Regions from separate parts of the Homo sapiens genome. Here all the other regions are linked to region 2. The links are chromatin loops, found by intact Hi-C in ENCODE. Cell type or tissue: B cell. All regions are shown on one strand. Each heading gives the region's core, and the rest is flanking DNA. Links, peaks and the distances in the headings are about the cores only.

What was found. A loop is a pair of places that touch in the nucleus more often than their neighbours do. Peaks named below come from ENCODE experiments on the same cell type or tissue, not always from the same donor. Only the 100,000 strongest peaks of a DNase experiment are listed, where the experiment ranks them.
Region 1: it touches region 2 in a loop (5-fold over the local background); 4 of 110 quality-filtered maps call a loop at or near these places.
Region 3: a loop joins it to region 2, with 3 times the contacts of the local background. A loop is called at or near these places in 3 of 110 quality-filtered maps.

Annotation. Positions count from the first base shown.
Region 1 is chr10:13,920,059-13,930,543 of GRCh38, reverse strand. All of the region lies in intron 2 of FRMD4A (FERM domain containing 4A), which reads left to right. Among named protein-coding and RNA genes, the nearest start is that of FRMD4A-AS2, 66 kb to the left of the region's middle. In B cell, for the core only: no CTCF peak of the experiment used is centred there; a DNase peak (open chromatin) is centred at 5,063.
Region 2 is chr10:13,778,934-13,789,418 of GRCh38, reverse strand. FRMD4A (FERM domain containing 4A) reads left to right here. Exons shown (of 25, transcript NM_018027.5): 6 at 6,413-6,497. Among named protein-coding and RNA genes, the nearest start is that of PRPF18, 200 kb to the right of the region's middle. RefSeq lists enhancers at 520-1,110, 1,926-1,975. In B cell, for the core only: CTCF peaks have their summits at 1,608 and 5,237; DNase peaks (open chromatin) are centred at 1,388, 2,218 and 5,168; H3K4me3 peaks cover 1,333 bases; H3K27ac peaks cover 4,391 bases.
Region 3 is chr10:14,019,880-14,030,364 of GRCh38, reverse strand. The region is part of intron 2 of FRMD4A (FERM domain containing 4A); the gene reads left to right. Among named protein-coding and RNA genes, the nearest start is that of FRMD4A-AS2, 34 kb to the right of the region's middle. RefSeq lists an enhancer at 10,026-10,075. In B cell, for the core only: no CTCF peak of the experiment used is centred there; DNase peaks (open chromatin) are centred at 5,844 and 8,132; H3K4me3 peaks cover 1,361 bases; H3K27ac peaks cover 952 bases; H3K27me3 peaks cover 1,006 bases.

The DNA of each region.
Region 1 (10,485 bases), core at 1,617-9,616, 140 kb before region 2:
ACAAACCATATCTCATTCAAAAACAATCCCTAGGCATGTCCCTGAGCCTCCGCGGCCATCAATGGGTCTGCAGAGCTGAGGTTTCCTTTCTGACTCCTTGAAAGGCTCACGCAGGACAAGTAACCCCTGCGGCTTATCAGGCAGAGACCAGCATTATCAGACGCTTAACGGAGAAGCCAGAGAGTAGCAGGAGCCCTCTCTTGTCACTCGTCACCTCTTTATTACCATTCTGAGCCAAAACCACACAAGCCACTAAATGCAGTGAACGCCTTTGATGAAAGCAGGGCGTAGTGAGTGAAGGAGGTAGAGCCTCATTCAGTCCTGTGCAGACCCGGCTGAGCCTATGGGGATTGCAAGCTGGAAGTCCTCCACAAATACATAGTTCTCTGCATGAGTGAAGTCATCTCCATCTTCTCACCAAGTTTGAAATAGGGTGTTATTGTTACATATCCCTCCTGTCTGGAAATTAAATGTATTTTTTTTCTTGGAGAGAAAATTGTTAATTCTCACTCCATGTCCTGGCACTGAATAATAATTATTATAATCCTTTTGGTTAATATTTATTGCATGTTTATTATGTACCTGGCTCTTTGCTGTATGATTTTCATGGAATATCTAATTTAATCTTCACAGCAACCTTATGAGAGTATTTATGCCCATTTGATAGATGAGCAAACTGACACAAAGAAAGTTCAAGTTAATTTGCCTCCATCATAGCACTAGTAAGTAGCACAGCTAAGATTCAAACTCACAACAGACTCTGACCGCAGATCCCATCTCTACCACTACAGCCTACTGCCATGTTGCCTGCTGAGAACTGAAATACTGAAAGTTATAAATATTTTGCCTAAGTTAATATTCGGGAATGACTTAGAACCGCTAATAGAAACTAGGCCTCCAGCTTTGGGGAGTGCTGTTCCCTCCCTACTGTCCCCCAATTTTTTCAGGTGGCAAAATAAGCCTAAATTCCAGGTTTTAAACCAGTTGTTCTGGATTTTCCTTCCAGAGGTGATGTTGGTTCTTATCTTCATAAGTTGGTTTTCACTCTGGAAGGGACAACACTGCTCCCCCACCAGGCTCTACCATGGCAAACCTTCAAGGTGCAGCACTCGGGTAAGCAGGTGACCCAGGGCGTAGTAGGCGGGCAGCTCTGCACCTGCCAGGTGGACACAAAGGGTGTCCAGGTAGCACGCTGTACCTCCAGCTCAGGGTGGTCTTCAGCAAGGACTCAGCCTGGAGAACACACGGCAAGTTCTCCAGACTGGCTGCTAAGCATTCCATGCAGAAAGAGAATGGAGCCTGCACAAATTATGAAACATGGAACTGTCACTGTGATGATATGATTATGGAAAATTTACATTTTATATGTCAAGTGGCAGCTTAATTTAAAAATAAAAAACTCCTGCAGGCTACCATCCCACAAATAATGTGTGGCTTGCTGTGCAGCCAAACACGCTTACAAATAATAAGGAAATAAAACATGAGAATAACAAAATGGTTTGGCGCAAAAAGAAAAGGGTGCCAAGCGTGTCCGGTTACTTTCAGATCAATTTCTAATATGCCACCAAATGCTCAAGCATGTTTGGAACAAACTGGAGGCCTTATTAAACTGAGAATTCCATGTGACATTATTTCAAGGAGGCCTCCTCCTTCTCATTACTCTGTTGCACGTCTCTGAACAGGCAGGAAGGGAGAGGAAAAAGGAAGCTGGAAGAAGTCCCCTGTAACTTGTGCCCACTGGGCCGTCTGTGCTGGCTGAGTGGCCCAGCCAGCCCCTAGCACTGGGGCAGAGGGAAAAGGGATGGGGCATGACTTTCAGCAGTATCTCCTCTCCTGCCCAGGGACACCCCCACATATCCTCAGAGCCACTGCCAGCCAGCCTTAGCACAATGCCAAATCACGAACAGGCCATTAAGGAGAATATATGATCTCCATTTATCACTGACTGTAAAAAGAAATGAAACAGAGCAGCTAAGTTAAAAAACCAACTGCTAGTCTTCTAGTAAGGGTCTTTATCTTTTTAATCCCACGGCTTTAAAAAATGTGCATGTAGATCATTTGCCAGGATATAAATGCCAATCCAAATACTTGTGTAAATAATTTAATTTTCATTAATTAGAATTCAGAGTTTAGGATTTTTTCTTTAAGTAGAAGAGAAAAACAAACTTGGTTTGCTCAGAGTTTGTTTTTCTCTTCTACTTAAAACAAAAAAAAAAATCCAGCTAAAGATATGTTAAGTAAGGCTGGGCCTTTCAGCACTTTGGGAGACCGAGGTGAGCGGATTGCTTGAGCCCGGGAGTTGGAGACGAGCCTAGGCAACGTAGCAAGACTTCTTCTATGCAAAACATTTAAAAAGTTGGCTATGCATGGTGAAATGCACCTATAGTCCCAACTACTTGGGAGGCTGAGGTAGGAGGATTGCTTGAGCCTGGGAGGTCAAGACTGCAAGGAGCCAAGATTGCACCACTGCACTCCAGCCTCAGCAATAGAGTGAGACCCTGTCTCAGAAAAAAAAAAAAAAAAAAAAGGTATGTTAAGTATAACTATCCTTTTCCTCCCAGCTGAATTTCTCTTTTTAAAAATGGATCATTGAGCTATAATTTTAAATTCTAAATACAATTCAGTTGAATTCTGAAAATGGACTCTAAAAATAATATCAAGGAAAAAAATCTGTTACATTTCTTATGAGCTCCATCTTAACTTACTTGCTCCAAATGAACTCAAGTTTCTTGAATTTCCAACACTGCCAACTACTTTAAAATCTAAAGATCAAGTTGTGTTTACTTTCCATATGTTGTTATGAAATGATGGCCTTCTCTTCTGTATGGACAGTCTCTACACATTTATAGAATTTATAGTTCTGGCATTTACTATCATGCTAGCATCACTTGTGGAAGAGGACAGCCTAATGGAAATAACTAGACTCTCGTTCTGATCGTTTCCTCATGCAAAGGGTATTTTTTGGCTATTTTAAAATTATCTCCCAGCTCCTTGTAGAACTTGTACCCTGAGAAAAGGCAGAAACCACTTGAATCCAATTGAAATAGAAAATTCTTAACTTCTTGAGTGCTGTAAGAAAAATCAGATACCAATATATGATTCAGTAAGCTGTAAAAATCAATCTTCAAGCACTGATTCATGGGCAGCCATGAGTTTAGAGGAGTCTAGGTTCTAGAAAACATTTCTATTATAGTAGAATCAGTTTTTCTACATAGATGGTTTTACATGTTAGGGGAGCAAATGATGACACTGGGCTTCATTCTCAACCGAATTTTTTTTTTCTTTTTTTTTGAGACGGAGTCTTGCTTTGTCACTCAGGCTGTAGTGCAGTGGCACGATCTCAGCTCCAACCTCTGCCTCCCGGGTTCAAGCGATTCTCCTGCCTCCACCTCCCCAGTAGCTGGGATTACAGGTGTGTGCCACCACGCCCAGCTAATTTTTTCTGTATTTTTAGTAGAGATGAGGTTTTACCATGTTGGCCAGGCTGGTCTTCAAGTCCTGACCTCAAGTGATCTGCCCGCCTCAGCCTCCCAAAGGGCTGGGATTATAGACGTGAGCCACCACACCTGGTCTCTAAACTGAAAACTTAAATGAAGGCTTGGGTTGGACTCTTAGGACTTGGAAGAACTTGACCATGTTACCTTCTTCGGAAAGGTGGGAAATCCAATCTGTAGGAATAAAGATAGAAATTCCAGAAGTGACCCTCAGTGGAATTTATTTTTCTGCTCTAAAAGTATGTGGGTCTTTTAGGCGTCTTGGCTCTGTTCATTCTGTGTATCCTTGTACATTGTCGTGTAGGGCACATTTTTCTTATTTGCTTGTATAAGGACACTGTCTTAAGTAGAAAACATGAAGACCAGCATGGTCAGTGAGCCCTGAGTGAAACAAATGTCCTGTCTTACTACAATCAAAACTCTGTTTCAACAGCAGCTGGTGGACCAAAAGGAAATACTGTGCTTTCTGCTAGTGTTTGAAGGAGATGACATTATAAAGCCTGCAAGTAAATCTCTAGCAGGCTTCTTATCTTTGCCTTTGGCTTCCAAATTGCTGACTGATCATTGGGACTGCTGTTGTGTTGCTTTTTATTATGGACTGGAATTGCCTTGGTTATTGGCTTGGCACTAATCAATACCCATCACAAAAGGGAATAGACAATGAGATCATCATCACTCCTCCTTCTCCCAGGCCTTAAGGGGTCCAGAAACAATCACTCCCTACAGTAAAATCTCAACTATCTGGACCAGTCTGGCTGCAAATAACCCCAGTGATGAGATTTTCACTGATTCTTCTAGGAATCTGTGTTCACAGTTGGCCAGGGCAGGCTGACAAATGTTTTCCAATACACAGCCTCATTTTCTCTTCTGTTCCATTTCTTCACATCACTTCTAGTTAATGCACAATATACAGAAGCAGAAACAGGTCAAAACTGGGTTGAATATATTCCCCTCGTCTGTGGTTTTCAAATCTCTGCAGCCACGAATTTCCTCCTTGAACCACACACGATGAACAGACGCCTAATAGGAGAAATAAAAAGTTGATTTCCTTGAGCAGCAAATTTTTAGCACACACCAAATTCAATCAATCATATAAATGTACTGATTGATAACTTGAAATTGCATGAGGTAAAGGGAAATTTTATACTAAAAAAAAAAAAAAAAAAGAGCCAGGTGCAGTGGCTCACCCCTGTAATCCCAGCACTCTGGGAGGCCGAGGTGGGCAGATCACGAGGTCAGGAGATCTAGACCATCCTGGCTAACACGGTGAAACCCTGTCTCTACTAAAATTACAAAAAATTATTCAGGCGTGGTGGTGCGTGCCTGTAGTCCCAGCTCCTGAGGAGGCTGAGGCAGGAGAATTGCTTGAACCTGGGAGGCGGAAGTTGCAGTGAGCCGAGATCACGCCACCGCACTCCAGCCTGGGCAACGGAGTGAGACTCCATCTCAAAAAAAAAAAAAAAAAAAAAAAAAAAAAAAAAAAGCGTTTCACTACAATAGAAACTTTCACTGGGCCCGATATTGTTACACTGAAAATGGATTTTAAAGAAGGAACAGAAACTAAAATTAAAGAGCATTTGCATGCTGCCTTTTGTGCAATTAAATTTTTCTGGGAAAGTGGTTTGAATGACCAAGAACAGAAGATAAAGCGATCACATTCAGGAGGTTAAATTTTTGTACACAAAAGTAAATATACAAATACTTTTGATTGATAATAGAAGTGGTGATTAGAGGGAATTCTTTGTTTAATGTATATCTCCATCTGTTTTGGCCCAGTGGTCAAGATCAAGCCCCACCATTGGTGCAGTCAGTGAATCTAAATTCTGATCAGGAGTGGGATAACCCCACCATCCCTGTGATATCTCTTCCTTGAAAGAAGTAAGTGCAGATCTTGCCCATTGTGCCACCACAATTGCAGCCTGTATTAATGAAGAAATGCTCCAGTTGCATTCTCTCTTAAGTCATTCTTTTTTTTTTTTTTTTTTTTACACGGAGTCTCGCACTGTCACCAGAGCTGGAGTGCAGTGGTGCAATCTCGGCTCACTGCAACCTCCGCCTCCCAGGTTCAAGTGATTCTCCTGCCTCAGCCTCCTGAGCAGCTGGGATTACAGGCGCCCGCCACCACGCCTAGCTAATTTTTTGTATTTTTAGTAGAGACGGGGTTTCACCATGTTGGCCAGGCTGGTCTCGAACTCCTGACCTCATGATCCGCCCGCTTCGGCCTCCCAAAGTGCTGGAAGTCATTCTTTCAACAGATGTCTGCTGAACACACTATGACAGGTACTCTTCTAAACATCAGGGATAACGCCGAGAATAAAACATGTCCGTGCCCATGCTCAGGAAAGTTCCATTTTAAGAGGACTTAGGGTAGACAGGAAATGAACAAATATAAAATCTGTACTGTGTCAGATGATAAGTAACATCATGAAGAAAAATAAAATAGTCTAGGAGGATGGAGAGTAATGTGAAAAGAATGTGGTTTTGACTGAGTGGTCAGGGACTGCTTCTCCCTGAGAGAAGTCCTTCCTTTATGGCAAGAGATGCTATCTGGGGGAAGAGAGTCCCAGGCAGAGGGAACGGTAAGTGTGGTGGCCTAGAGGTGGGAGCATGGCTTTTCTGATGACTGGGAAAAAAAAAAAGGAACGAGAAGAAAAGTAGGCGGAGATAAGATGGGGTAGAAAGGAGATTTCCAAATAATGTTGATTTTTTAGGCTGGCCCATGCACTTTGGCTTTTACTCTTAATTAGATGAGAAGTCATTGGAGGAACTTCAGCTGGAGTGTAATGTGATCTGGCTTACGATTTTAAAGGATTACTCAGGCCATGGCATGGACAATAGACTGAAGGAGGCCATGTTCCACAGCCTGAGTCATTTTTAGCCATTCCCTCATTGGGCAACAGAGACAGCATGTCCATGAGATGGGCACATAGTATAAAAGTGGGGAATAACAGCTTCAAGATCTTAAAAAGCTTCTTCTTAACTTTAGATGCGCAGCTGAATTGCAGCCTCCACTGCCTCTCCCCTAGCCACGGCCCACCCCAACCTGATGGTTGATCCCTCTCACATGGTTTGTCATTGACATGTGGCACATGCTGCCTCTATCATTACATTGCTTTGTGACTTGCAGGTTTATTTTGTCTATCTCCCCTTCAATACTGTGCCAACCTTGAAAACAGGGTGGTGCCATGTTCACCTCTCCATTCCTCCCCAGGGCTGGCACATCACAGAGACTCAACCATGCTTCTTTGCATCAGTGAATTCTTTAGCAATCTGTTAGGACTAGCTAGCACCAATAAGATGAAATATCTTAAAGATCAACTGCTTATGTATAAGATAAACGTGGCCTACCTTTACAATAGTCCAGGTTTTAAAAAAAAGTCTGATTTTTAGCAGACCTTGAACTCGGTGTGAGGCATTACATGTGGTATAGCTGTTCTTTAAAAAAAGTGATGAAACCTTATGGTAAACATAGGTTTGGGCCATTTGCCGATTAGAATAAATGTATCATAGCATATACATGATGCTGTGCTAACATACCCGGTTTATGTGTGTGTACGTATGTGCACACATGTGTGAGCAGAAGCATTGTTTCCTCTTTCATCAGATAAGGGACCTGCCCACAGAGCCTAAGTCTAAAGTTGTGGTACTAGTAGTTTGGAAGGAGAAAATGTCGCACTCAGGAACACTTGTATGGAGGTCGGGTGCTTTAGTTCCTTGACATCATAACGGTCATGGGTTTTGTTGACACCTGAAGAAGAAAGCTGTTTATTTACATATACACTGTAGATTCTCCTTAGATGAAAGGGATTTGGCCTTAAACATCATCTTCAAGGAAACATATATTGATGCTTCTAAGATTCAAACAAAGAGACAGAGATTTTTGAATAACATTGCCCTGGAAAACCTCACTCGATACAGACCATCCACTCTAGGGTTTCCCACCATGCTGTTTATTGTGTGTCCAAGGTGTGTGTTCCTTATTACTTCCTTCAGGAAAATACATGATTACCCTAGGTTATCATTATGGACTGAGCACATTTTTTTCTCATCCCATTTTCTCACTTCTTACAAGCATAATTTAACCAAAGAATGAACTACTCACAGTTGCTTATAATCCTGAATGGCAAATCAATCCTGCCATTTGAATACAGTCTATTTATTGCAGACAATTACTGTAGTCTGAAGAAGTCATAAATAGACAGACATGGCAGAAATAGTCAACATTTCTGTCACATGCCTCATTGTAATGATTCAGCTCTACTATGTCCTAGAGAGAGAAAAAAAAATTTACAAAGCACAGAACTTGTGGGTTTCTAAATAATTTTTAACTGGCACCATACGATGCTAATTTTGTCTCCTGTTTTGGCATTTTCTAGTCAGAAGCAGTATGATCTTGTCATTAGAATAATAAAGCAGGAATTTTGCCCTCTAGTTCAAGTAGAGGTTTGAGCAGGAGGAGAGCTTTTTATTTTTAGAGCAGACTGCACTTACCTCATAGCTAGAAAATAATCACCTGTAATCTAAAAAAATAAACCACCTGTATACTACTTCTATGTACTTTTACATGACCTTAAACCAGTCATTTAACCTCTTTGTGTTTTACTTTCTTTTATAAAATAAGAGTTAGACCACATATATTTTCTGGCTGTATAAGATCATTTAATACTTGCCATAATACATGTACTGACATTGATCTTAAAGACCATTGCCTGTCTTTATTTACGTAGTACCTTCTATTTTTTTTTTTTAATTCTTCACTGATTATCACCAATGTAAGGGATAGACAGATGAATTGTCACTGTCATCATGAGCTGGGGCTGCAATAACAAAATACCATAGACTGAGTGGCTTAACCAACAGACATTTATTTCTCACTGTGCTGCAGGCTGGAAGTCCAAGATCAAGATGCCAGCAGATTCCATTCCTGATGAGGGCTCTCTTCCTGGCTTGCAGACGGCCACCTTCTTGCTGTGTCCTCAGGTGGCAGAGACAGAAAGCTCTGATCTCTCTTCTTCCTCTTCTAAGGGCTCTAGTCTCAACATGCAGGCTCCACCCTTAGAACTCATCTACACCTAATCGCCTACCAAAGGCCTCCTCTCCAAAAACCATCACATTGGAGGTTAGGACTTCAACATATAAATTTAGGGGAGAGGAATACAATTTAGTCCCTAGCAGTCACCATATAACATTTCTAAATTCTTAACATACACGGAGGGAAATGTTGCCACAAGAAACAATGTAAAATAATGTAAGAGCACTGGAACCACACTGTCTGGGTTTGAATTGCAGTTCCGTCTCTCACTAACTCCAAGACTCCATTCCTTATGTGCTGCTATGGCCTGAATGTTTGTGTTCCCCAAAATTCATCTGTTGAAACCTAGCCCCCAAGGTCCTGATATTAGGAGGTGGAGCCTTTGACAGGCCATTAGGTTATGAGGGTGTGCTGAGCCCTCATGAATGGTATTAGTACCCTTATAAAAGAGGCACCAGCCCAGACATGGTGGCTCATGCCTATAATTCCAACACTTCGGGAGGCCAAGGCAGGTGGATCACTTTAGCCCAGGAGTTTGAGATCAGCCTGGGCAACATACTGAGACCTGATCTCTACAAAAATACAAAAATTAGCCAAGCATGGTGGCACACGCCTGTGGTCCCAGCTACTTAGGAGGCTGAAGTGGGAGGATCACTTGAGGCCAGGAGGTCAAGTCTTCAGTGAGTCATGATTGCACACTCCACTCCAGCCTGGGTAACAGAGTGAGAATCTGTCAAGAAAGAAAGAGAGAAAGAGAGAGAGAGAGAGAAAGAGAGAAAGAAAGAGAGAGAAAGAAAGAAAGAAAAAGAGAGAGAAAACTAAAAAGCCCCAGAGAGGTCCCTTTTCCTTTCTACCATGTAAGCACACAGCCAGAAGGCAGCCGTCTGCAAGGGGAAAGAGGAGCCCTCACCAAAATCCAATGGTGCTCGTGCCCTGATCTTGGGCTTCCAGAACTGTGGGAAATAAATTGCTATTATTCATAATAGAACCCAGTCTATGTATTTTGCTATAGCAGCCTGAACAGACTAAGACATCTGTAAAATGGGGATGATAGGATTAAGTGAATTATGATAGGTAACATGTGTGGCGCAGTGCCTGGCACATAGTGAGAATTGATTCAGTGTTAGTTACCACCCTACTATTGAAGCACCTGTGTATAACTGGTCACATGCTAAGTGGAAGGATTAAAAAAAAATAATAAAAGCAAAGATTTGAATACAAAAATTGGCTTTCAAGCCCAAACAAACATGCCATGTGTACAAAATTTTGGAATAATAGTGAATGATTTTATAAGCCAAGTGCAGGACACATGTCTAAAAAGAATGTTCCCATGGGAGAACACAGTGTTGAATTTCTGACACCGCAGTAATGACAGGGAAATACCCTTTCGACACAAGTGGTTTTCCACTATTCACCTATAAGTGTGTGGTGGAATTCAAGTGCTGTGGACTTTGGTTGCAAAAACACAATGCCCAAATTTGTACGCAACCAAAGGTTGTATTGTAATGTAGGTTCTTACTACCTAGAAAGAATTCCTATAATCACCTTAAAAATCTGCATTCTGGATGAAAGTATTTAACACACTTTCAAAATACCCAGGTAGGACTGGGTGAAGACAGGCAGGATGTAAAGGACACCTTAAAGGCATTCAGTTCAAGAACCTCATCATAGCTTTTGAGAACAAGATTGTCCTAAGGAGACAAAAACATGGAGTTGGGGAGGATAGCATTGAGTCAGTAGCTCCAAAGTTCTGCTTCTGCCAAAAAAAATGCCTACATGCCAGAGGAATGTTAAATGCTGGATCTTTTTGTTCCATCTAACTGGTTTCGTAAAGATTTGGAGTGGCTCTGTGATTGTTTTATACCTGATGACTCTTCTCAGTTGCTGTAGACCCTTTAATACTTTAAAAATCTTGCTCCCCTTCTAAGAGACAGGAAAGATTTAGGACTGTGGTGGGGG
Region 2 (10,485 bases), core at 745-8,744:
GCCTCTTCAGAATTTGAGTTTCACAGACAATAAACTGAAGCAAGCAGCAAAAAAATAAGAGAGGAGAAGTCCGATCGGGGAGGAAGGATTTTACAGCCAAGTCCACAGGCCGGATTCTTGGTATCTTCCCTGGCTGATGGAGACAGCAGCTGCTACTTCCTGTCACTCGCAATAACAATGATGGCATGGATCTAAAATGAGGTTCCTGCTAACCAGAACTTGCTATATTTCAGCTAGGTGTCCCAGTTAAGATTTTAGAGGCATTGAGATTCTAAGCATCAGAGGCTTGGCTGCAGAAACTCACAGCTTATTGCTTTCATTATCATGGCTCTTATTTGCCACCAAGAGTAGGCATTTTAAATGTGACATTTGTGTTCATTACAAAATGAAATCACTGGTCCATTTAATTAACACTTGCTGTAAATATTCAGTGATTCCCAAGTGCCCAGGGCTGGATGGGGAAGGGAAAGGGAGAGCAGGGAGAATGGAGGAGGAGACCTGGCTGATGTCATCTGGCTGGGCCCTTGCCATCTGACTAGGCAGTGTTCAGTCTATTGCAACCAGAGGCTTTCACTTGTCAAAGAAGGGGACGGGACTCCCCGAGGCTTTAGAGGCTGTTTAATATTTAATAAGCTCAAACACATAAACACAGAGCACCTATTTCGTTCTCCTTCAGACTCTCTGATAAAATATTCTCGGGTCGGGATCATCTGAGCTAGTTTGGGTGGGCTGTTGCTTGTGGAGTCAGGAAACCTCTTAGCAAGGTCTGCGCTCCATCTAGAGTGTTCCTTTAGACTCAAATAGATGCCCTAAGATTCAGTCCTGCTAAGTGTGCCCCCAAAACCCGTTTAAAATGTAGGTCTGATTATGATTCAGCTGTGGTGAGGCCAGCAGATGAGGAGAGGACAGACATTGAAAAGATTGTCACTCAGTTCCTGGGAGAAGGGGCCACACCATGCCACGCAGGGCCATGTGGGAGGCATTGGGGAGCCGGGAAACAATTGGGCAAGAGCATTTTTTGTGGTTTCTTTGGGGAGGAACGGGCAAGGCTGGGAGAGCAGGCTTGGGATTGGCTAGTTTAAATAATTTCAGCGGGCTCTGCAGCATGGGGGCTGCCCCCTAGTTGTCTGGTACGTGTCCCTAGGGTGGTGAGGGCAGGGAAATAGTGGCCCTGGGTGTGAGAGCCGAGAGGTGGTGGGAGGGGTGGACCCTGGATCCATGGTGACATGTGGAAGTCTTGGGGTCTGGAAATTGGCTAACCCTGGCACCAGCAGTCCCTCCAGGCCCAGCAAGGTCACAGACATCCAAGCATCATAAAGCCATGGTCAATACACAGCCAGACTCGGAACTGTCCATGCAGACCCTCTGAATCCGAGACATAGCCTTCATTTATTTCCCTGGTTACCCAGAGACCTGGAATGTTCTTTGTGAACCCTGGAAGCACTCCCTGCTCCATGCTGGTAGTTAAGGAAATGCAACATTGCCACCTACTGCTGAGGCTCTCCTGAAAATCAGAAAAAGAAGCCACTTTTTTTTTTTTTCTTTTTTTTTGAGACAGATCTGCCTGCCTCGGCCTCCCAAAGTGCTGGGATTACAGGCATGCCCGGCCAAAAACTATGCCCGGCCAAAAACTATGCCCAGCCAAAAACTGGATTAAAAAAAAAAAAGAAGAAGAGGCTGGCCTGTAACCTGAGTACTTTGGGAGGTCAGGGTAGGATAATTACTTGAGCTCAGGAGTTCAAGACCAGCCTGGGCAACATAGTGAGACCCCATCTCGACAGAAAATAAAAAATTAGTCAGCATGGTGGCTTATATCTGTAGTCCCAGCTATCTGGGAGGCTTAGACAGACAGGTCACTTGATCCCAGGAGGTCGAGGCTGCAGTGAACTGTGGTTGCACACTGCACTCCAGCCTGAGTGACAGAGCAAGACCCCATCTCAAAAAGAAAAAAAAGAAAAAAAAATTTTGACTTTGAATCCAAACCCTCAGCCCTCCCCATCTTCCCAGGAGGCTCTTGTCCCTGGTGCCACCGGTGTGCACCATGCCTCTCTGGGCGTGCGGGTGGAGAGGTCTGAGCTCTGTTTCTCTGCAGGCGTTTTTGACTCAGCCGTTCCCTGGCAGGGAGGGAAAGCTCAGGATGAGCTCCATACCCTCCCCTAACAGAACAATGATATGACAGGCCCGGAGCTCACGGGGTTTTCCAGGCTGTCGTCTTGGTGATAAAAGTTAACAGGAAACTGCTTTCCACTTCCGTCGAGAGGAGGTGATTTTTTTTCTCTTCATCTCAGAATATGCGTGTTATTTCCTGTACCTTCTCTGCCCCTTTTATGGCTAGACAACAGAGAGCTTGGTGGAAATGAAGGCAGTCACAGAGATGTAGAATTTGCCACCTCAATTCAGTTTTCCATCATATGAGAGTGGAAACGAAAAGGGAAGCGTTATATTTTCTTAATATACTATTCAGGAGAAAATTGGGGTGGAAGAGGCAGGATGTCTTTACTCTTTACTTTTTAAGAACTAAAGCAAATGAGATTCTTTTAAGAAACATATGGCATTACTTTGAAAATTAAGTTATTTCAGACCTTATATGAATTTAGACTCAAAATCATCATTAGAGCACAAAGGCCACCGTCAACTTCAGGAGGCTTCTGTTAATATTCTGGTGTTAGGATTGCTTTCTCTCTTCCTTGCCTCCCCTTTCTCTCCCTTTCCTCGCTTTTCCTTCTTTTCCTTCCTTTAGTTTCTTTTATTATTCTGCCTACCCTTTGCCAGAGGCCCTTTGCAAAGGATGTAGATTTATTTATTTATTTTTGAGACGGAGTTTCGCTTTTGTTGCCCAGGCTGGAGTGCAATGGCATGATCTCAGCTGACTGCAACCTCCGCCTCCCAGGTTCAAGCGATTCTCCTGCCTCAGCCTCCCAAGTAGCTGGGATTACGGGTGTCCGCCACCACGCCTGGCTAATTTTTTGTATTTTTAGTAGAGACAGGCTTTCACCATGTTGGCCAGGCTGGTCTCGAACTCCTGACCTCAGTTGATCCACACATCTTGGCCTCCCAAAGTGCTGGGATTACAGGCATGAGCTACGATATAGATTTATTTTTTGAAAATCAAATCATTAAAAAGTCAGGAAACAACAGGTGCCGGAGAGGATGTGGAGAAATAGGAACACTTTTACACTGTTGGTGGGACTGTAAACTAGTTCAACCATTGTGGAAGACAGTGTGGCGATTCCTCAAGGATCTAGAATTAGAAATACCATTTGACCCAGCCATCCCATTACTGGGTATATACCTGAAGGATTATAAATCATGCTGCTATAAAGACACATGCACACGTATGTTTATTGTGGCACTATTCACAACAGCAAAGACTTGGAACCAACCCAAATGTCCATCAGTGGTAGACTGGATTAAGAAAATGTGGCACATATACACCATGGAATACTATGCGGCCACAAAAAAGGATGAGTTCATGTGCTTTGTAGGGACATGGATGAAGCTGGAAACCATCATTCTGAGCAAACTGTCACAAGGACAGAAAACCAAACACCACATGTTCTTACTCATAGGTGGCAATTGAACACTGAGAACACTTGGACACAGGGTGGGGAACATCACATACTGGGGCCTGTCGTGGGGTGGGGGGTAGGGGGAGGGATAGCATTAGGAGACATACCTAATGTAAATGACGAGTTAACAGGTGCAGCACACCAACATGGCATATGTATACATACGTAACAAACCTGCACGTTGTGCATGTGTACCCTAGAACTTAAAGTGTAATAAAAAATAATAACAAAATAAAAAGAAATTATAAAAATAAAAAAATTTAAAAAAGAAAATCAAATCATATCAAATTTATTTTGCTTTGAGATGTAAAATTTGCTACTGCAATTTTGCTCTCCATTCTTAAAGAACTAAAAGTTGTTTAACTTTACTGTGCCTCTGAGACCATGGTGGGCCCTATATGAAGACCTTGGTGATATAAGACACCTGCTCCAGAAGCAGGGGGCAGGTGCTTGGCAGGGGCAGGGGTTATGGGCAGAGATCAGCCAGTCCATTAATTTTCAGGCTTTACAAGTATGAGGACCACTGCGTAATTCCTCCAAATTTTGTAGAACCTGAGATGATAAGAATTGTACTAATGATATCTGTGGATTGAGAAAATTTAATGTCTGAAGTTACTCCAAATTCACTCACCAATTTCAAAAAAACTTGAATTGTATTCATCACAGCAGCCTCTGCACACATTTGAAAAATGATAGAAAGCTTTATTTATTTATTTAGTGTGTAGACAAGAGGTTGCAAGCTGGTGGGCCATGGGCTTGATGTAGCCTACAGACGTGGGTTTTTATCTTCATGTTTATGCAACAGTAGCATTATTATCCTTCAGGTATGGTAAAAGATACTTTTTTTTTTTTTTTTTTTGAGATAGAGTCTCCCTCTGTTGTTCAGGCTGGAGTGCAGTGGCACCATCTCGGCTCGCTGCAACCTCCCCCTCCTGGGTTCAAGCGATTCTTCTGCCTCAGCCTCCCAAGTAGCTGGGACTACAGGCACCCACACCCACCCCTGGCTAATTTTTGTATTTTTAGTAGAGACAGGGGTTTCACCATGGTGGCCAGGCTGGTTTCGAACTCCTGACCTCAGGTGATTCCCCCCACCTCAGCCTCCCAAAGTGCTGGGATGACAGGTGTGAGCCACCGCGCCTGGCCAATTATGGATAAATCCTTTTATCTTTTACCATACCTGAAGGATAACGCTACCATTGAGCTTTCCTTTCTAAAAAGACACATGAGGTCCTGTATCTCCAGTGTAGGAACTCTCCTCCTCTTCCATTTCCCAGTGGAATCTAAAAGTATCATTTGAAGCTGGACATTCCAAGTTGTTGCCCCTCAGGTGATTGTATTGATTAGAAGAATTCATTTTTAAATTAATTACTATAAATGAATAGAACTTCTTGAAGCTAAGGGCATCAGTTTGTTCACCTTATACGATGTTGGTCTCTTGTTTTTGCTGCTGCTGTTGTTGTTTACATTGTAGTCAGTTTCCAATATTTAAAAACCAGTGGACTTCTTAGGTAGAGAACCACTTCTTCTTTTACGGTCTGAAGAACAGAAGCCCAGCAGGATGATGTGACTGCCCTGAGTCACACAGAGCTGGGGACTCCATCACTGCTCTCTGACTCCCTCCAGAGGATTCTGGCCCTCAGATTATAACACTATTCTAGAAAACTGTAGTACTTGTTTCTTCTCATTTCACCTTCCTCACCTTCTGCCTCTTCTTGGTGAACCCAGTTTCCAAGAGCCCCAGGTACCCAGCACCCTCCTAGTCCACCCTAAGGGTTGCTACACCTGCTCAGAACCTTCTTCCCTCCAAGATGTTGCATTTCAACCTTTCCCCTCTCTTCCTTTCAACTCCTAGTCCTTCAGTGCGGCTGGTCATTAGACAGTACAAGCGCATTATCTCATTAAAGAATTTAATAAACTCCAAAGTCAATATTATAAAGGCACATTTAGTGTAAACTTAAATAATGGCAGCATGTTTCATCTTGAAAATATCTATAAGCTCCATCTAGATGAAATCCGATTCTCATTTGGCTTAATATGCATTCATATCACAGTGTTAAGAGCACTTAGCATAGCTCTCCGAATGTGCAGAAATCAAATCACACTTCACCACCTTCGGGAGTAGTAGTAACCATTTCAAAGAAAGCTGTGATTAAGAAGAAATTATCTTTTAAAAATCCAACTTGGCTGGGCACAGTGGCTCACATCTATTACCCCAGCATTTCGGGAGGCTGAGGTGGGCAGATAATTTGAGCCCAGCCTGAGCAACAAAGGAAGACTCCGTATCTACAAAAAAAAAAAAAAATTAGGCGTGGTGGTATGCAACTGTAGTCTCAGCTGCTCAGGAAGCTGAGGCGGGAAGGTTGCTTGAGCCTGGGAGGTCAAGGCTGCAGTAAGCCATGCACCACTGCACTCCAGCCTGGACAACAGAGCGAGACCCTGTCTAAAAAAAGAAAAAAAAGGAGAAGAAAAGAAAATCCAACTCAATGACAATTTAGGACAAACAAGCAATGTGATGAAAACAAATAACATTATGTAAAATTATAAAGCAGATAGGACAAAGAAATCAGAGGCCTAGTTTTAGAATTTGTTCTTACAAATTGGTGGTAGACCCAGTTCTTTGGTTATGGTGAGGCCCATTAGGCGTGACCCTAAGCCACTATCAAAACTCCAAAAACAGTTTGTCCTCCCTAGGGAATCATAGAAAAACCATGGATGGTGCCTTTTTCCTTTGTTTATTTAGGATGGGGAATGCCAGCTTTCATCTCAAATCATGTAGCTCAAGAGAGCACTTTATTTTCTGCACCTGCTGTTTCTGTGGTTCACGCACCATTTTTCTCTTTCAGGTTCTATATAGAAAGCATTTCATACCTGAAGGATAATGCTACCATTGAGCTTTTCTTTCTGAACGCGAAGTCCTGCATCTACAAGGTAGGAACTCCCTCTCCCTCAATTTCCCTCTGAAACCTGAAAGTATCATTTGAAGCTGGAAATTCCAAAGTGTTACCCCTTAGGCCATTTTATTGATTAGGAGAAGTCATTTATAAATTAATTACTATAAATAAATGGAATGTTATGAAGCTAACGGCACCATTTAATAATGTGATTCCTGACCCGGCGCGCTGGCTCACGCCTGTAATCCCAACACTTTGGGAGGCCGAGGCGGGTGGATCACGTGGTCAAGAGATTGAGATTATCCTGGCCAACGTGGTGAAACCCTGTCTCTACTAAAAATATAAAAATTAGCTAGGCATGGTGGCACATGCCTGTAGTCCCAGCTACTTGGGAGGGTGAGGCAGGAGAATTGCTTGAACCTGGGAGGTGGAGGTTGCAGTGAGCTAAGATCACGCCACTGCACTCCAGCCTGGTGACAGGCGGAGACTCCATCTCAAAAAAAAAAAAAAGGAATAATAATAATAATAATAATAATGTGATTCCTTTGATCCATGGCTGTGTTTCTGGCTCTGTGGACATGTTTCCTAACCTTATTTTAAAGGTCTCCTGATTTTAAAGATTTCTTTGTCAACTGAGACAAAGGTGAAAAGCCTAGACAAGTATGACAAATGCACCAGTCAACTTAGACAGGTCTTGCAGATAGGAATGAGCTTCTTATAACCAAATACGTGTATATTTGACCATTTTTAGTTGGTCTAGCAGCATCTTTCAAAGGGACGCTATTGTCACTTTGAGACAGTTTCTTTTTTAAAAAAAATTGTAAAATGCACATACATTTACTATCTTAACCATTTTGGAAAATATTTTTATATTTCCATAGGTTTTTGGGGAACAGGTGGTATTTAGTTACATGAGTAAGTTCTTTAGTTGTGATTTGTGAGAATTTGGTGCACCCTTCACTCGAGCAGCATACACGGAAGTCAGTTTGTAGTCTCCGCCATTTTTAAGTGTGCAGTTCAGCGGCATTCAGTACACTCACAATGTTGTATAACCATCCCCACCGTCATTCACCCAAGAGCTCTTTTCATCTGCTAAACTGAAACTCTGTACTCATTAAACAACTTCCCCTTCCCCGTTTTCCTCAGCCACTGGCAACCACTACTTTTTGTCTCCATGAATTTAACCACTCTAGTACTTCATATAAGTGGAATCATATATATTTGTCCTTTTGTGTCTGGCTTACTTTACCTAGCATAATGGCCTCAAGGTTCATCCATGTTGGCTGTGTGTGGTGGCTCATGCCTGTAATCCCAGCACTTTGGGAGGCCGAGGCAGGCGGATCACCTGAGGTCAGGAGTTTGAGACTAGCCTGGCCAACATGGCGGAACCCCATCTCTATTAAAAATACAAAAATTAGCCAGATGTGGTGTTTTGTGTCTGTGATTCTAGGTATTTGGGAGGCTGAGGCAGGAAAATCTCTTGAACCTGGGAGGTGGAGGTTACAGTGAGCCGAGATCATACCACTGCACTCCAGCCTGGGCAACAGAGCAAAACTCTGTCTCAGAAAAAAAAAAAAAAAAAAAAAAAAAGGTTCATCCATGTTGTAGCGTGTATCAGAATTTCCTTCCTTTTTTTTTTTTTTTTTTTTTTTAATTTTTAAGACAGGGTCTCTCTCGCCCAGGCTGGAGTTCAGTGGTGCAATCTTGGCTCACTGCAACCTCCACCTTCTGGGTTCAAGTGATCCTCCTACTTCACCCTCCTAAGTAGCTGGGACTACAGGTGTGTGCCACCTCACCCAGCTAATTTTTGTATTTGTTTATGGAGACAGGGTTTCACCATGTTGGCCAGGCTGGTCTCAAACTCCTGGGCTCAGGTGATCTGCCTGCCTTGGCCTTCCAAAGTGCTGGGATTACAGAAGTGGGCCACCACGCTTGGCTGCCTTCCTTTTTAAGGCTAAATAACATTTTATTGTCTGTGTAGATCACCTTTTGTTGATCCATTCATACATCAAAAGGCACGGGTTATTTCCAAAACCTTTTGCCTATCATGAATAATGCTGTTATGAACATGGATGTCTAAATATCTCCTCGAGACCCTATTCCCAGTTGTTCAGGGTATATACCTATAGGTGGTATTGCCAGATCATAGGGTACTTCTATTTTTCATTTTTTGAGGAGCCATCCCTACTGTTTTCCATAGCAGCTGCACCATTTTACATTTCTACCAACAGTGCCCAAGGGTTCCAGTTTCTCCACATCCTCTCCAACATTTGTTATTTTCTATTTTGCTTTATTAAATTGATGACCATCCCAATGGGTGTGAGGTGTATCTCATTGTGGTTTTGATTTGCGTTTCCCTGTAGACTAGTGATGTTGAGCATATGTCCGCATGCTGTTGGCCATTTGTGTATCTTCTTTACAAAAATGTTTGTTCAAGAGATGATTCCTAATTGAGAGCGACAGCCCCTTGTCCTGTATCCAATTGCTCCATAAGCTTGTAGTGTCTCCTTTTGTGGGATGACCCAAAATGCCTACACCCCTTTACAGCACACACCTCCTCCCGGGGAAGATGGACTTGCGGAATATCACTGAGGTTAGGAACTGCGACTAAAAGAACATTTTTTTTTTTTTTGAGACACAGTCTCACTCTGTTGCCCAGGCTGGAGTACAATGGCACAATCTCAGCTCACTGCAGCCTCCGCCTCCCAGGTTCAAGCGATTCTCCCGCCTCAGCCTCCCGAGTAACTGGGATTACAGGTGTGCACCACCACGCTTGGCTAGTTTTTGTATTTTTAATAGAGATGGGGTTTTGCCATGTTGCCCAGGCTGGTCTCAAACTCCTGACCTCAAGTTGATCCATCCACCTTGGCCTCCCAAAGTGTTGGGATTACAGGTGTGAGCCACCTTGCCCGGCCCTAAAAGAACATTTTAAAAAAGAAACACCCACTCCACTGGCTACCCCCGGCATGCACATAACGAATGCAATGAATGTCTCATGAATGCAATCTCCGTCACACCCCCTTAGGGCTGCTCATTAACAGTAATAGACAAGAACGGTTCATTCCTACAAAGTTCACATGATGTGTAGGCTTGTTGCTGAGTGCTTTATGTGAATTGTTTAACTGAGTCTTCACAACGCCTTTTGAGATAGACACTGCTTTTTTTTTTTTGAGAGTGAATTTTGCATAAGTTTATTGATGGTAATTAATTTGGAGGCCAAAATGCATTCTACCTTGAAATAAATCAAATAATACTAAACCTAGGATTTCCCCTTACTCTAAAAATGTAATTAACAAGAAGCGGAAGAGTTTGAGGTATACACCAGCTGACTAATGTAGGGCCACAGAAAGCAAATTAACAGATGTTTTTCTGAATTCACAGCTTAAGTTCTACCTCTTACCTGGGTAAAATGTCAGGGACTCGTCTGAAGTCCTGAAGTGTGAGGATTAGTTAGAATAAAAGTTCTACTAAGGAATTTAAGGGTAGTGCATTCAGTCAGGGCAAATTCCAGATGGACAAACCAGAGAACTTTCAAGTGAAGATTTGATGGGTTTAGCCATTCCTGTGATCTCAGTAAGGAATTTTCTCTTGGTTGTCAGAACATTGATGGAAGATTAAATAAGTCTTTTTTTTTTTTTTCTTGGAGATGGAGTCTCACTCTGTAGCCCAGGCTGTAGTGTAATGGCATAATCTCGGCTCACTGCAACCTCTGCCTCCTGGGTTCAAGCGATTCTCTGCCTCGGCCTCCTGAGCAGGTGGAATTATAGGCACCAGCCATCACACCTGGCTAATTTTTGTATTTTTAGTAGAGATGGGGTTTCACCGTGTTAGTCAGGCCGGTCTCGAACGCCTGACCTCATGATCCACCCACCTTGGCCTCCCAAAGGGCTGAGATTACAGGCATGAGCCACCACACCCAGCCAATTCTTTTTTTAAATAAATAAATAAATAAATGTAAAGCCCAGAGTGTCCTGAATTTTCTAAAAAGTGTTTTATTATTATTATACTTTAAGTTCTGGGATACA
Region 3 (10,485 bases), core at 1,301-9,300, 240 kb before region 2:
GTATACATTGTGAAATAATCACCAGGATCAAGCTAATTAATGTATCTATCACCTCATATAGTTGCCATTTTCTTTTTTGCTTTCTTTTTCTAAAAAACATTTTATGATGAGAACACTTAAGATCTATCCTCTCAGCAAATTTCAAGTAGACAGTACAGCATTGTTAACTCAGTCACATCGCTGTGCATTGGGTGCCCAGAACTTATTCCTCCTGCGTAACTGAAACTTTGTACCCCTTGACCAACATCTCCCCATTTCCCCCTCCTCCAGCTCCTGGAAACCACATTCTACCCTGTTCCTCTGTGAGTCTGGCTATTTTAGCCTTCTACCTAGAAGTGAGATGATGCAGTATATGTGTCTTTCTGTGTCTGACATTTTTCACTTAGCGTAATATCCTCCAGGTTTGGGAAAAAGACAATCTCTTCAATAAATGGTGTTGTAAAAACTGGATATCCACAACGCAGAATAATGAAACTGGACCTTTATTTTATACCATATACAAAAATCAACTCAAAAACGATTAAAAACAAACATGTAGTTTTTTTTTTTTTTTTCATGTAAACTGGATCTGTGGGACTAATTGGGTGATCAAAATAAAAGCCAGTGGTTTTGCTCTTTAAAAGTATCTCAGTACTTATTTAATAATTGGATTAAACTTCTACTTAGGTTTACTGACCCAGGCATGAAAATAGGTAACTAATGTGTCTTACTGACTGATTCTGATCCACTGTGTGGTGGTCTGATCACCTGCCCAAACCTGATCTTCAAATATGTGATCTTGCTGAATAGAAAACCACTGCTCTAGGTTAGACAGGAAAATGGTTCAAGGAACACATTTTGTATATGCAATTGCCTACTGCTTTGGGCTTACACGTGGTTGTCCTTAATAGAGATTGGTTGATATGAACTGAATTAATCTAGTTGAGGCAAGAACCTCACTTTTGCGGAGCACTCATGCGTTTGAAGCAGATGATTCATTTTCAGGGCTGCAGAAATCTATAATACTCTCTCTAGAAGAACGATCTGCCCACCGTTTCCCTAGGGAGAAGGACTAAGGAGAGACCAGCTTCATGCCTTTACAAATAATTCAGCCAATTCCCACCCCACCACCGAGACTTCTATTTTATTTGAATCTTACCACTAAAACGTTAAGCCCGCTGGAGGAGATGTTTCATAGAAATGGGAGAAAGAGATGATCATCTGAGGTTCAAAGAGAAAGAAATTTAACGGTTCTGAATTTAAAAACATACCCACAAGTGTTGTTATTTAAATGCACAGAACAAATTCCGGTGTTTGCCTACCGTATAGAGTGTGTCACTGATTAATTATTCTCAACCGGCCAGCCCCAGCAGGATGGTTCATGTCAGATCATTCTTAGGTGGCCACCAAGCTTTGATCAACGGTTAAAGTGGATTTTTTTCCAACAGAAATTTACACCATCAAAGAAATGTCTATAAATAGTAGCAGGATCCTGTGCTGTCAGCATTGAGACCTTGGCTGTCAACTCTTCAAACCCAATGATCCCTGGGCTCAACCCTAGGATCCATCACTGCCCTGATGTCCCTGCCACTTAGTGCTGCAAATCCCAACCTCAGGAGGTGTACTACATACCTCCCTCATTCTCACTCATTGCCCTTCCCACAGGGTGGGAGTATGGATATCGATACAAGCGTGCAATGTGTCATAATCACACTGTGGAAAATGGGGGTCTCCATCCCCTCAAGCATTTATCCTTTGAAAAGCAAGTTTTGTTAGTCCCTTTCCTTATGAATTAAATTTGGACAAAATGTTTTTAATATCTGGATTTTCATAAGAGATATGTTTATTTCATCAACCTTCCTCCTGGGGTGGACAAGGGATCAGAGCATGGAGAACAGTTAATGTTTCTTAGGTAGGGCAACAGCCTCTTCTCCCCCTTTGTCAGTGACTCTCCCTCATCCCCAAGTCCCAGAGTGAGTCCCCTGATAAGGAGTTACGCTCTACATTCATATTTCCCAAGAAAAAATAATGTAAGATTACTTCAATCACATCAGGCCTCCTCTTTTCTAGTCTGTAAGGTCTTGAAGAAGAAACAATATCTTAATCATCTTTGTAGGCACCAGCACCTATGCCAGTATATACCCCAGTTAGTAAATAAACATTTGTCCAAAGGGTGCATTAATGAATGAACAAATGAATGTTCACATTTGATATAAGTATTAATAAAATGTCCCCATAATTATCAAAAAAATATATAACAGGTAGTTAGAATATAGTTACTAAGAAAACATCCACAATCGATCGGCCCAAGCCAGCCTTCACCATGTTCTCATATACCGATAAGCACTGACACCCGTGAACTTGCTTGTATGAATGTATCTTCAAGTTTTTCTGTCTTAACACTGGTGTGGTTCTACTTCCTCCCTGGTACCCAGTTACTCCAAGTGGCTCATATCATTCACTAAAATCCGAATTCATGATTAATGTCTCTTCGGGGTGACATCCGCATACACTAATTTCCTGTGCATTCTTCAGGCTAACTCCCTTCTGGTCAATTTCTCTCCTTTGGAAACTATTAAAGTGACTTTTGTTGGAAGAACAGGATGTTCTGAATACATTCTTCTAGAGCCCCAGTGCTAGAGTAAGAACCACACACTCTGCCCAAATCATGTACAATTTCTTATCCCTGAAGTTTGCTATTTACATTCTAAGAGAAGCCAATGCACTGACTGTTTGATTTTTGTTTTGTTTTTGTTTTTGTTTTTGTTTGAGACAGAGTTTAGCTCTTGTTGTTCAGGCTGGAGTGCAATGGCGCCATCTCGGCTCACTGCAATCTCTGTCTCCCAGGTTCAAGCAATTCTCCTGTCTCAGCCTCCCGAGTAGCTGGGATTACAGGCACATGCCACCAAGCCCAGCTAATTTTTGTATTTTTAGTAGAGACAGGGTTTCATCATATTGGTCAGGCTGTCCACCCGCCTCGGCCTCCCAAAGTGCTGGGATTATAGGCGTGAGCCACCATGCCCGGCCGCATTGACTGTTTTTAAAGCCCCCCAAAAAATTGTCTTAGAAAATAGTCACATAAAGTCATGGTTGAGACTGGGAGACTCAACTCTCTCTTGGCAACTGCTTTAAATGGAAACAATAGCTCTTCTCCAAGGTCTGATCCCTTGTCCATCCCAGGAAGAGGGTTGATGAAACAAACAAGTAGTATATCTCTTATGAAATTCCAGCTATTAAAAACATTTTGTCCAAATTTAATTCATAAGGAAAGGGGCTAAGAGGACTTGGTTTTCGAAGGATAAATGCTTGAGGGGATGGAGACCCCCATTTTCCATGATGTGATTATGATGCATTGCATGCCTGGATCAAAATATCTCATGTAACCCATAAATATATACACCTACTATGTACCCACAAACAATAAAAATAAATTCTTTTAAAAAAAGAAAGAAAATTTGATGTTGAACACTCCTCTGAGATCGCTGGAAAACTAGAACAATGTTGCACATATGCAGATACATACCCTCCCCCTAGTCTCCTTATGATAGGGCCCCTCATGGGCATCAGGCTGTCTTGCTTGGTGAGAGAAGGCACTTGGCTTTTTGAGGACCTTCAGGGCAGCTATAGTTTTAACAAAAGATGGCAACTATGTGGCAAGAAGTCCTCTTGTGTTGAGACTTTCTTGCTGATGTGATGCAGCTGGTTATTGAATCAATTTCAGACATGGCAAAACCATGAGCCCCTAGGAAGGTCTGTAGCTCAGTTAGCCCATCAGGGAAATAGATTTTCTGTGCATTCTTGGCTATTGAAGACATTCATCTCAGCACTGCCCGCCCCTTCCTATGCCGTTCCTAACAAGAGACACCTGCTGTGGGACCCGCTCTAATTCTTCCATTAGAGGCCTGAAAACAAAATAGAAACCATAACTCGAAGAACATGCATGTACAATTTAGGACCCACTGTCAAGCTAAACTCATCTGACAAGACTCCAAATCTGCTTTTGAAATAATACAGTGCTTTTTGTCCATTTCTTTATCTTTGCCCTTAATTTTATGGTAGCTTTGTTTAAGTGTGAAATGTTGAATTAAGTCTGTGTCTATCTCCTCTGGGAAAAGAAAATTCACAGAGAGATACTAAAATGGAGAGTTTTAACCGTTCATACCCGAGAGAGCTCTGATATGCAGGGAGGGGAGTTTTACTGTAAAGCAGAAATGTTATATTTATATTTCCCTCTCGATCTCATGAGGCCCACCTTCTTTGACATCAATGTTGGCTGTTAAGTGGTCACACTCTGTTTGGAATCAGGAGACCAGAGTTTAACAGAAAGTGTTTAGGGAACTAAGAGGACAGAACTGGGCACTGGCTTGCTAGACGAAGGCTGATTTTGTTACTACAGTCACAGCAAGGATGGCCATTAGCGTCTTGACAGCCACGTGTCCCTGAGAGATTTTCTCAGGCCTGAAAAACTGTCCAAAGCAGTATCTTTCTTAGGATACGTGATTTCAGCCTTAAAAAGGGAAGAAAGTCCGACACAGGCTACCCCGTGGGTGAACCTTGAGGACATTACACTAAGTGAAATAAGCCAGTCACCAAAGGACAAACACTATATGATCTCACTTATACGAGGTCCCTAGAGTGGTCAAATTGATAGAGACACTAAGTAGAATGATGATGGCCAGGCAGCTGTGGGAGGGGAGAAATGGAGTTATTGTTTAATGGTCACAGTGTTTCCGTTTTGCAAAATGAGAAGAGTTCTGGAGATGGATGGTGGTGTAATAGTGACTATCCTTAAGGCCCCAAAATTTTTCTTAGACAATAATCATGTGATGTCATTGTTGAGACTAGCAGACTGCCTTAAATAAGAAACACTAGCTGTTATCCACAGTCTGATCCCTTGTCCATCCCAGGAAGAGCATTGATGAAATAAACAAGTCTATCTTGTTTATTCCAGTACAATGTGAACCAAGTACAAGGTGAATGTACTTAACACTACGGAACAGTACACTTAAAAATAGTTAAGATGGCAAAATTTATGTGAGGTATATTTTACCACAATTTCCAAACATTTTTAAGTTAAAAAAAAAAAGCAAACTTTGGAAGCAGAAAAGGAGAAACTGCATTTGCAAGATTTCGTGGATATTCTGTAACTGGCAGAAGCTTGAGGAATTGACACGAGATATTAAATTTTTTCCTTGATGTTTATCTACTCTTGCAGCAGAGGGGGTGCATAGGATGGAGAAGAAAGACAGTGTGAGGGATCTAATAATATTCTGAGGAAAAATTTAGTACCCTCACAACTTTCGTTTCCTTGTTTTTCACAAGACTATGTGCTTTTCAGTCATCGTGTACAAAACAAGGTCTGATACGTTCTCTACAAAGAACTATTGATGGTGTGTCTGTGTGAATTGCCCTAGCATTGGTCACAGCCAACTTCTGTGGGACCCACTGCCCCCGTTCGACAATACACTCCAGTGTGTTTAGCCATTTATGAAAGGTCAGAAATCAACTGAGAAATGGGCTAGAGTCAAAAACATGTGGCCCTATAAATATCAGAGTCAGACAGTCTATTCCATTTTCCCCACTCTTGCTTTCACCCCATCTCACTTCTCTCTTTCACTCACTGGTGAGGTTCTCTGCGCTTGGCCAGCACCTCGGACTGTGAAGTTACACAGGGAAGGCAGTGGCTGCAGTCTTCATCTGGTGGCCTCGCTTTATGCCCATTCTGATCCCATAGCACCATTATTAGAGTTTGGTGTTTGTTTTTTCAAAATATCCTTGTACAGTTTCTGGCTACACAGCTCGAGCAGTCCAGCCTGCGATGTTCTGCTTTCTTTTAAGGGTTTCTACTTCCCATTAGTGGCAACCCTGCCTTGTGATCAAATTTGACGCCGACGGTGTTTCCTGAGCTGGGGAGTTTGCAGATCTGATCTGTCAGCGGGGACTGAGAGCAAATCGGGACATTCATCATGACTTTGGCTGCCAAGCTGGAAGACTTTGAGCTGACACTGGAGCACCTGCTCATGGATGTGTTTGTAAGTAAAGGCTTTTCCTATTCCAGGCGCAAGAGAGTCTCCCCTGCCACTCCGAAAGTCCTTGGGACCCTGTCCCCATTACGGAATCTCATTCTGATCTGCAACTGTGCAGTTCCCAAGTCCACATGATTTATTCTTACTCATGTGCGGTCAGGGGAGAAAACCGTAAAGTTCCTCAGTGCCTGAGTGGCACAGAATAGTCCATGCAGATTAAATAGTAGAGATGTGGGTTTAGAATCAAGTCACTTGCAGAAATCTGAATGAATAGGGTGAAGAAATAGAAACCATTTGCCAGAAGAGATCAAAGCAGCTTCAGTAGCTATTCCCTGAATGAACCACATTTGTTTGTTTATGAAGTGACCATCCCAGAAAAAAAAGTGGGGAGGGTGCTCAAAATGCTAATTTTTTTTTTAGAGGATGCTGAATCTAGGATAGAAGCATGAACTTCACTGTCCCCAGAATTCCAGTGTGTGGGTCCCTGCTACTTGGAGAGGCATTCAGTTACCAAGAGTTCCTCAGGAAGTGATTTTGTGGCCTGAGGCTGTTTGAGAGATTCTCTGCTAAAGAAAAGAGCAGCTGACAAGGACACTTCTATTCCTGTGATGATTTTAGCGATGCAGGCTTTGAAAACTGCAGGGCACGCACTGCAACCTTCACATCATTTCTATCTTAAACCAACCACACTCTTTCTTCCAGTACTTTTCTCAGGGTTTTCTGTTGGCCACGGGTCTGTTCGTTCTGTGTTGTTCATAGGGGTTTAGGGAACTGCAAGACTGTGAAATACACAGGTGGTAAGGCAGCTGAAAGGTCTTCTCGATCCAAGAACAACACTGCGCTGCCCCCGGGAAGGCGGCTGTGAGCTGTTACCTTTCCAGGACCCGCCAGTCTGCGTCTCGCAGCTGGAGAAGGCTATGGAAGGTTGGCGCTTTCTTTATAGTACATCACTGAGTCCTTTTCAGGAACCTTTCAGGGAATGGTGTGTTTTGGCAGACGTGAGAGTCTGAGGCTTTTTTTTTTCTTTATTAATTTAAAATTTGTCTTCAAATTGAGGCAACATTGTGCTGGCAGAATTCCCAGAGGGAATCGCCCTTCCCAGGGCTGGGTGTGGGGCTCTGGGCGACTCGCATTCATTCTGACCTTCGTGTTGGAAGTTATGCCTGGAGGAGGAATGCGTCCAGAAGGGAGAGCGTCCTTCTGGGTTTCCAGGGATGGGAGATTCATGGCCAGGGTCATGACTTTATGAGAAGTATGAGTAGAAACTGAACTGCAGACAGGGAGGTTTCTTGGACCACTTCCTCTGCCTGGCTGCCACTGCCTGGGATGGTGGGGATGGTGGCTGATGGCTGTGGAGTCACTCTTGGGGGTGATCTGTGGCATGCCAAAGTGTTGGTGTGAGTTTGGTCGTATTGGAGGAAACGAATTAATCAGGGAACTGTTTTATTTCAATACCACAAAGTCATTAATACATTTCCCATTCTCTCCTTAACTTCCCCTACCCGCAGGCTCCTCTCCTAACACTTCTACCACCTTCGTCTCCTTTCCCAGCTCCAAGATGCACTCCACCTTGAAAGAGAATGGGGTCAGACACTCCATCCTTTTCTCTAAATACAACCCATCTTTTCATAGCCCCAGTGTGCATCTTTGACTTATCACTTGAACTCACCTTCTCATCCTCCCACAGCCAGCACTTCTCCAGTTCTTCCATCCATTATCATCTCTAGCCCAACCTCCCCACACTCAATTTTTACCCCTTATTTACATAGCATTTGCCTGCCCTCTGTAGCAACATTTGTGCCCCTGCTTCTCCCTTGAGAAGCATTTAAATCACATTTAACATTATGCAATGTTTATATTAAATCATGTGATTCCAACAAATTCAGGCAGCTAGACAAAGTTTGGGCCAGATCACACAAGGTTTTGGAGGTCAAGTTCTCTTTTAAGCCTATCTCTTATAATTTCCCATTGTGAGTTCCCCACTCCAAACTGGTCAACATTAGTCTCTGCAAGACAGCGAGCCTCTTCTCATTACTATGTCTTTGTGCTTGTAATTCTGCTTCCTCTTGACCTGTCTGAAGTTCATACATCCTTCAAGCCTCAATGAAATTCTCTCCCCTCTGCGAAGCTTAGACACGTGGATTTCTGTCGCACTTCCTCTCTGTACCACTCATTATTTGTTGACCTCACTTAGTTAATTCTCTCATTCTGTGTCTCTGTCTTGCCTCCTCCTCAAGGTGATCCTGAGATCCAAAAGGCAAGGACACCTTTGTAACCTCCATGGCACCTAGAATATTGTATACAAGGACCTCAATAGATACATATCAATCGCTTGAGTTTTAACTAGTATATTTTTACTGTTATTGTAAAATTTAACTTTTGCTGGGAGCAATAAAATGCAAAAAAAAACGCAGAAATCTCATGATTGCATGCATTTCTTACCAGGTTGTACTCTGGTGTCTGACACAGTCATTTCAGATGCCGTTCTGGTGATATACTGAAGAAATCACTGGATGCAAAAATAATAGGGACTCTTTTTTGTTTGTAATTTGTTATTGTAAGATATCGGTGAGGTGCACAAAAGTCCATAAAACATGTATGGATAGTCTAAAGGATTATTTACAACATGAACACCCTGTGTAACCACCACCCAGATTAAAAATGAAATATTGTGAGTGAGGACTCCAGGAGTCTCTGAGTATCCCCTCTAGATTAAAATTCTCTCCCTCCCCCAGAGGGAAACAGAACCCTCCCCCAGTTTTTATTTATTTATTTTTATTTTATTGTATTTATGTATTTATTTGAGTCAGGGTCTCCCTCTATCCCCCAGGCTGGAGTGTGGTGACATGATGTTGGCTCACTGCAGCCTCGACCTCCTGGGCTCAAACAATCCTCCCACCTCAGCCTCCCAAGTAGGTGGGACTACAGGTATAAGCCACCATGCCCAGCTGTTTTTTTTATTATTTTTTTTTTTTATTTTTGTGGAGATGAGGTCTTGTTATATTGCCCAGGCTTGTCTTGAATGTCTGGGTTCAAGCAAACATTTTGCTTCAGCCCCGAAAGTGCTAGGATTATTACAGGTGTGAGCCACCATGTCTGGACCCCCCAGCTTTTATATAAAGATTTTTTTTATTTTCTGTATAGCTTCCCCACCTATATACACATCCCCAAAGAAAATTGAGAGGGAGCTTTAAAGTCTCATGGGCTCAAGTCTCAATCCCAGCTTGGTACCACTTCCTAGATGTGAGATTGTTGGCAAGCATTTCGTCTTTGTGAGCTTCAGTTTCCTTATCAATACAGTGCAGCTAATGCTACCCGGCTTACAGGATCATGGTGAAGATTCAGAAGAGGTGACATAGAGCAAGTGTCCAGGGGTGTGTCTGATGCCAAGGAGGCACATGGTAGGTCAGTTCTCTTCATCCCTTGCCTTGCCCCTAGAAAAGGCATCTGTTTTAAGTCGCCTGCTGCAATCCATCATCCCCCTTTCCTCCACCTCTACAGCTCTCTCCCACTATTTCTCCCTAACCTTTCCCCCTTGAATGATTGGGAATTTGGGTTCTTTCTAAGCACAGCCTTCACTCCCTGCCTGAACCACAGCAACCTGTGGCTGTTTCTCCTGCTACCAAAATTGCAGGAGCCCTGTGCTCCTGCTGGCTTCCCTAGCATGGCCTCTAAACAAAACAAAAAAAAAAATTGGGGCTGCCTTTTTTCCAGTCACCTTCCAGAGGAGTCAGGGAGATTGCCTGATGCCCCATGGGGTTTGAGAGGCTAAAAACCTAAATAAGAACAAAAGAAGACTTGACATCTATAGGCCAGTGTGTCCTCTCCCAGTCTTGCTGGGGACTGTAGCCTTTCTCATATGAGTGGGATGGTCTAGAAAGAATATTTGCATCAGAAGCCCATTAGCCTTGGGTTTCCTCTATAGCTGATGGCATGCTCATTAGGCTGTCATCCCACTATCTCAAGAACAGCTGTTTCCATATTGACACTTCTTTTCTGGGATTACAAAGGGCCACTGGGGGGCTTTGGGGGAATGCAAGGCTTCTGCAAGATGAGATAAAAGGGACAGATCAGACTGGTGTTTCATAATTAGTTGTCATCACTCTGGGGCGTCTCTGGCTGCTGCTATGCTGCTGGGTTCGTGAGAGGAAGCAGCACACATGTTCGCGTGCACAAGCTCGCACCTGCAAATGTACATGCAGGATCCTGCACCAATGCCAAGAGCACAAGACGGGAGATCAGTCCAAGCACACGAATGGCTCTTCAGGACAAGCTCCAGAAGTGTTGGCAGTGCCCTCAGTGACGTCTTTGTCCTGTTTCGTTTTGTCTGTCTGCATCTCGTTTCAGAAGATTTAAAATGCTTCTCTCCGAGGCATACCTTGGAGGCTATGCATTCAGCAGCCATTCCAACAGCAGGTCCATAGATGAGGAGCCCCACAACGCACCCCAAAGGAAAAAAAGAAACAGAGGAAATCAAGCA